2 separate regions of the Homo sapiens genome follow, and region 1 is linked to region 2. The links are chromatin contacts, found by Hi-C or POLR2A ChIA-PET in ENCODE. All regions are on one chromosome and are shown on one strand. The core of a region is the stretch at or near the end of the contact, and the rest is flanking DNA. Distances in the headings are between cores, read along the strand shown. Region 1 has its middle 65 kb from the start of SOWAHC. Region 2 has its middle 30 kb from the start of SOWAHC.

Region 1 (3,220 bases), core at 101-2,600, 34 kb after region 2:
GCAAAGCACTTAAAAATCCATATCACTCTTGAAAGTGGTCCTCCAGCCAGGCTTTCTCACAGCTGGGCCACCTGTGCACGTCCTGCCTTCTCTTCCCCTCTCTTTCAGTAACTCCAACCACCAATCCCTGTCTCTGACAACAGCTGTGCCCTCGTGAACCAAATTGTCGTGCTCCAGAAGTTTATCCAGATCTTTCCTAAATAAAGCCAAGGCCTTCCTGAGGAAGAACTCTGAGGTCAACTGTTGAGATGATACAGTTTTTTGTTTGTTTCTGTGTCTTACTCTAAACCAGGCTGGACTCCCGCTGAAGGCAGAGACCTCAACTTTGGATTTCTGTATCCCCGGTTCCTGGTAAGGGGATTTGTAGGCGCTCAAGAAGTCCAGCTGTCGCAAGAGTGAATGCCTGTGACCAGAGGGGACTGAAATGGGCATCAGGCAGTGCACCCGTGGTGGCTCCCGCAGCAGGGGGGTCGCACCCCACCGCCTGTTGCTAGGAGATGATGGGCTTCGGAAGGATGTGCAGTGTTGCATAGCAACACCTCCCCACTGTTCCATCACTCAGAATGGACAGCACCAAGCAATTCTTACAGCAAGAGTTTTTTGACCTATTTCAGCTAAAAGCAGGAAAGATCTTTCTGTCTCAGCTCAGATTATATAATTTTTTAAAGGATCACAAGAGCAAAAAATACGGAGGATCCCCAATATTCACACCCAAGAACTACTTTGTTGTTAGCAGGTTAACCTGTGTATCAGAGGGACATTAGGAGGATTGCCAAGAGTTCACAGCCTGCCTTCTGCTCCCTGCAGGGACCCTTCGCTTAGCTGTAGCTGGCTACCCACTGGGCCTGGGGTGCTCCCCACACCCCTCCTGCATGCTGGCTTGGCCCTACCAGGGATCGCAAAGCCCAGCTGGTCACCAAAGACAGAGTTGCTCTCTCAATGTGGCTGATGTTTTTCTAACCAGCTTAGCCCAGAAAGAACATTTGGATTCATTGCCCATCTGTAATGCAGAGAACCTTTGTATATACTTAAGTTCCTTGAAATATTTGCACTGAAAAAGGCACACATGAATTTAAGAGTCATAAATGGGACCAATTTCCCTGAACTGTGCCCAAGAATGTGCAGTGCATGCTCTGTGACTGTTTTTCCTTTCCTTCTGGTAACTACTAGCTTCCACATGGGAGAAGGTTCGCAGGCGGTGGGGTGTCCAGGCTGCACGAGTGGCTGAAGAAGAGCTCCCTGCTAGTCTCTGTGGGTACAGAGAAGGCCCTATGTGGCCGTAGAGCCCTTGGAAGCTCAGCCTGCTGAGAGCGGTGCTCACCAGGTTCCACTGAAGCTGAACAGCACTGGAGCTAGGAATGCAGGAAGGAGGCGCTGCCCACACCCTGAGCTCTCAGTCTGGCTGGGAAGCCGGCAGTAGCTGTGTCCTATAAAGGCACCTCGAACACTGGACAACACTGTAGCTCATGCTTGAATGAAGGTTCTCTAACAAGTGTGTTTCCTCCGGAAGGCACATCACAGCCTTCCTGCACTTACGAACAATTAGCTCTTCAGCACTCTGCCTGGGGACCACACTAAACAGCAAAATCACCACCCAAAAGCACAAAATGCAAAAAATGTGGCACTAAATAGACCAAGAAAAGACCCTGTGTGCAGAGAACAACAGGCAGAGCCTTGCCTTGTTTGACCGTGGCAGGGAACTGCATGTCAGGCAACTCACATTTTTCACAGCTTTGCACATGTCTGCAAATGAACACAGAAGCACCATGAGTACTCAGTTTTGGGGTTACAAATGCGTTTTAGAGAGTAGGTGAATTTGCAAATGTGGAATCCATGACTAATGTGGATCACTATATTATGTATGTATGTGTGTACATATATGGCATTGTCTATGAAAGTTGAACATGTACACACATACATTTCTGTGCATATGTGTGTATTTAAAAAGTAAAACTTAAATGCATTTACACCCACCGGCTCCAGGATAGATGAGGAGGCATGACCCTAAGGCTCTCCTCAGTGCTGCCTTTTCCAGCTGCCTGCAGTAATCTCTGGTTACTTGGCTTCAAGACTCCTTAGAGTAGAAATTTCCAAACCCCACATTGCCTCAATCAGACCATCCTTGCTTATATAGCAATTCCCAGGGCATCTTGTTACAAATGGGTCCTAACTCCATTCCTGACCTACTCAAACAGAATGCAAGGGAGGAAAGGCTGGAGCCTTGGAATGTGAATGTGTACTTAACACAGTTTACAAAGCTCACAATTCAAGTTTGAGAATCACTGTGAATAAGTTTCCAGCCAGCTGGAGAAATCAGTGGCTGACACTGTTTGACCCTGAGACAAGAGGCAAATCGCCAGTGTGGACCACCCTGCCCATCTTGTGAGCAGACGAAATCAGTCAAAAGTGTTGTATGCTTCGTGAAAGACAGCGGGCAGTTTCGTTTAAAGCTGGGTAACCTAGAGAGAAAAAATAAAAATAAAAATAAAATAAAAGAGGGCCGGGTGTGATGGCTCACACCTGTAATCCCAGCACTTTGGGAGGCTGAGGCAGGCAGATCACGAGGTCAGGAGATCGAGACCATCCTGGCTAACATGGTGAAACTGTCTCTACTAAAAATACAAAAAAAAAAAAAAAATTAGCCGGGCATGGTGGCGGGCACCTGTAGTCCCAGCTACTTGGGAGGCTGAGGCAGGAGAATGGTGTAAACCCCGGAGGCGGAGCTTGCAGTGAGCCAAGATCACGCCACTGCAAGAGATCACGCCACTGCACTCCAGCCTAGGCAACAGAGCGAGACTCTGTCTCAAAAAAAATAATAAAAAAAAAATTTAAAAAAAGATAATAAAATAAAATAAAATAAAAGAATTGTGTGTGCTTAATGAGAGGGAAAAAATAATTAAGCTGGAAACTCAGGAAAGGTTATGTAACATCCCTGTGTCTCATGTGTAAAGTGAAAGTAATAGTAGTTATCTCTTAAGGTTGTCAAAAATGTTAAAAATGTGTGTTGAGCAGCACTTCCCATGTGGGAATAGTTAACAACCACTTATTATTATCACCATCACCTGTTTTCCCCTGGCGCTGAGCTGACCCCCAGGGCAGGCTGTTTCCTCGTGCTCACTTTCTCAGCCACCGGAATCTCACCTTTTTTCAGACCTTTCCTGTTTCAGTCTGGATGTTTCTTTTTCAAGTGATTACTTTGCAAAAAATTGTATTTAATAGA
Region 2 (3,113 bases), core at 232-2,731:
TCCAGTTCAAATTGTCAGAGGCGTTTGAACCAGAGCAACTCCATCTTGAATAGGGGTTGAGTAAAATGAGGCTGAAACCTACTGGGCTCTATTCCCAGACGGTTAAGCATTATAAGTCACAGGATGACATAGGAGGTCGGCACAAGATACAGGTCTTAAAGACCTTGCTGATAAAGCAGGTTGCAGTAAAGAAGCCTGCCAAAGGCTGGGCGCAGCGGCTCACACCTGTAATCCCAGCACTTTGGGAGGCCAAGGCTGGCAGATCACCTGAGATCAGGAGTTTCAGACCAGCCTGGCCAACGTGGTGAAACCCCATCTCTACTAAAAATACAAAAAAAAAATTAGCCAGGCGTGGTGGCACGTGACTGTGGTCCCAGCTACTTGGGAGGCTGAGGCAGGAGAATCACTGGAACCCAGGAGGTGGAGGTTGCAGTGAACTGAGATCACACCTCTGCACTCCAGCCTGGGCCACAGAGTGAGACTCCCTCTCAAAAACAAACAAACAAACAAAAAACCCTGTTTCCTGAATGCTTGGGGAGACTCATTTGAGTAATAATAGAACTCTGGGCTGGGCTCAGTGGCTCACACCTGTAATCCCAGCCCTTTGGGAGGCCTAGGCAGGCGGATCACGAGGTCAGGAGATCAAGACCAGCATGACCAACATGGTGAAACCCCATCTCTACTAAAAATACAAAAATTAGCCGGGCATGGTGGCAGGCGCCTGCAATCCCAGCTACTCGGGAGGCTGAGGCAGGAGAGTCGCTTGAACCCAGGAGGCGGAGGTTTCAGTGAGCTGAGATCGCACCACTGCACTCCAGCCTGGGCGACAGAGTGAGACTCTGTCTCAAAAAAAAAAACAAAAAAACAAAAAAAAACTAAAAACTTAGCCAGGCGTGGTGGTGCACGCCTGTAGTCCCAGCTACTCCGGAGGCCGAGGCAGGAGAATCTCTTGAACCCAGGAGGTGGAGTTTGCAGTGAGCTGACATCACGCCACTGCACTCCAGCCTGGGCAACAGAGTGAGACTCGTCTCAAAAAAAAAATCAGACTCCAGTCTCCTGCACAGCTGACTCTGCACGAATTTCTCTTTCACTATTGCAATTTCCCTGTGTTGATGAATCTACTCTGTCTAGGCAGCTGGCGAGGTGAATGCCTCGGGCGGTTCCAATGGTATTGAAAACCATGGCCTCTTATCAGATCACTAAGGTAGAGAATATGGTTAAAGAAAAGTAGTTTGTGTTAGAGTTGGGGTTTTTCAGAATCTAAAGAAAAATTGCTTAAAAACTGTCTGCAAAATAGCTCCAAGGGAAAAAAAGAATAGAAAAGAAAGTGGGCTTTTGTAGTAACCACATTCAGAACTGTGAACTGGCTCCTGTGTTCTCTTTATCCCCAAGGGCATGTGAAACACTGTTTTCCCGGGCAGTCACAGCAAGGCTGCCTGGATGAGGCCGCTGGGACTGGAATGTCAGCCTGCGGCCTGCCCTCCACTTTTCTTAGCGGAGCTGTCATCTAAACCTGGACCTTGTTTTCTGCCCTGCCTCCCCCCGGCTGCTTGTCAATATTTGCTTTCTAGATCACAAGATCCTAAGCCCCAAGGCCTGTCACTTTAAACAACCAGAAGAGGAAGTCAACAATAACCACTCTGGTGAAGCTGTCTACTTTAGGGACGTTTCCCTAGTTGGTTTGCTCCTGCGAGTTCCCACTCCCAGGAAAAGCACTGCAGTGCTAACTGAGCAGCTTTGTTTGCCTCCCGACTGTGTGGCCCCCAGCAACTATGCCAGGATTCACAAGCCAGCGGGATCCTAAATGTCTGTGTGCATGGCAGCAAGGTTGCTCTTCAGCCTGTTGGCAAAATTCTCCCACAGCACTTTTATTTCTCAGGCACGCCTTCATGGGCCCCAGAAATTAATTCCTTGACGGCTGTTGTGGAGCCTTAGTTGCCAGCGAGAGGCAACCAAGGTTTAAATGTAAATTAGCTTACAGAGTGAAGGGAGGTTGCAAATACCCCTCCACTTAGTACGTAAATTCAGCAACCTTAATCTAGAACAGCAAGGAGTCTTAGAATTGGCACAGAGTGGGCACCCAGCCCCTTCTGGCCAAATCCCTGATGAGAGATGCCTGAAATTCACCCTTTCAGCCTGAGATTTTGTTCTCTGTGTAAAGCCAATTGTTGCTGTCATTAGTAAGCGAAACTACGCCTTACAAAAGTAAATGCGGGTCCTCCTCAGTTTGCTTCTGAAAGAAGGCTTTCCGGGGAGATGTGCTAAACAAACCAAGCCTGGCTGTACCTGCAAGCTCAGGCTGCCACATGGTCTGAAGCTTGGATTCCTGAGAGGTGCGACAGGCTCAGGGTCCCCTGCCTGGACTCAAGAGTCAGCCTGTCTAGACTGGAATTCCCGACCCTTCACTTAAATATGTGGACAAACCTCTTTCTGCCTCAATTTCCTCATCAGTCAAAAATAGTTATTACTAGTGCCTACCTCCTAGAGCTGCTTGGAGGTTAGAATCTGTGAACATAGATGAAGCTGTGTCTATACCCGGTAAGTCCAGCATGAGTGTTCATTGTAATTATTTGATTATGGCTGTCTCCCACATACTGGCTCTCAGGGGTGCGCCATTCCCATTTCAAACTCTATGCTCGGAGTGTAGACAAAACTCTCAACGCAGCCAAAAAAGGCTGAAATGCTCATGAAAACTTCACAGACACCAGGGAGAACTCAAGGGAGCTAAAGTCAAAGGAAACGTGAAGCCTGACACCAGCTGAGCTCTACCGGCTGGGGCCGGAATGCTGTCCCCAACCTTCCCTCCTCCGGCATTTGGTCCTTCTGAGGCAATCTACCATGCTCTCACCCTAGGCTATGTTCTGTTAGTTGATTTTATTTCTGGTCTTCTCCCAGGTGACTGTCCCTTATCCGTAAGGCAAGACCTACTTCACCCAGAAAGTGGCACTGGCTTCAGACTAGGACCAGGGTCAGGTGTGTGAGACGCTCACATCGGGTGCAAAATGTAAGGGGGCAAGAGGCAAAAAGTCATCCAGATAAATGATATTTTGATGCAATATTTTAAAAAATTAAATGAATTTTTAAAAATCACAAATAAAATATTACTATATTAA

What was found. A loop is a pair of places that touch in the nucleus more often than their neighbours do. ChIA-PET counts read pairs that join two places held with the same protein, here RNA polymerase II (POLR2A). Pooled maps may share reads with other maps.
Region 1: a map of HepG2 shows a loop between it and region 2 (3-fold over the local background). The contact joins two enhancer-like sites. A Hi-C loop is called at or near these places in 4 of 168 maps with a recorded cell type or tissue (Caco-2, HepG2, mesothelial cell of epicardium and 1 more) and 1 of 50 pooled maps. POLR2A ChIA-PET finds 5 or more read pairs at or near these places in 4 of 52 experiments (BJ, HepG2 and PC-9).

The regions. Positions count from the first base shown.
Region 1 is chr2:109,677,566-109,680,785 of GRCh38, forward strand. It overlaps a transcript of RANBP2 not described here. Among named protein-coding and RNA genes, the nearest start is that of SOWAHC, 65 kb to the left of the region's middle. Within about 2 kb of position 1,351, at least 7 of the 41 ENCODE cell types and tissues checked have a DNase peak (open chromatin) inside an H3K27ac peak, as active enhancers do.
Region 2 is chr2:109,643,275-109,646,387 of GRCh38, forward strand. It overlaps a transcript of RANBP2 not described here. Among named protein-coding and RNA genes, the nearest start is that of SOWAHC, 30 kb to the left of the region's middle. Within about 2 kb of position 1,482, at least 16 of the 41 ENCODE cell types and tissues checked have a DNase peak (open chromatin) inside an H3K27ac peak, as active enhancers do.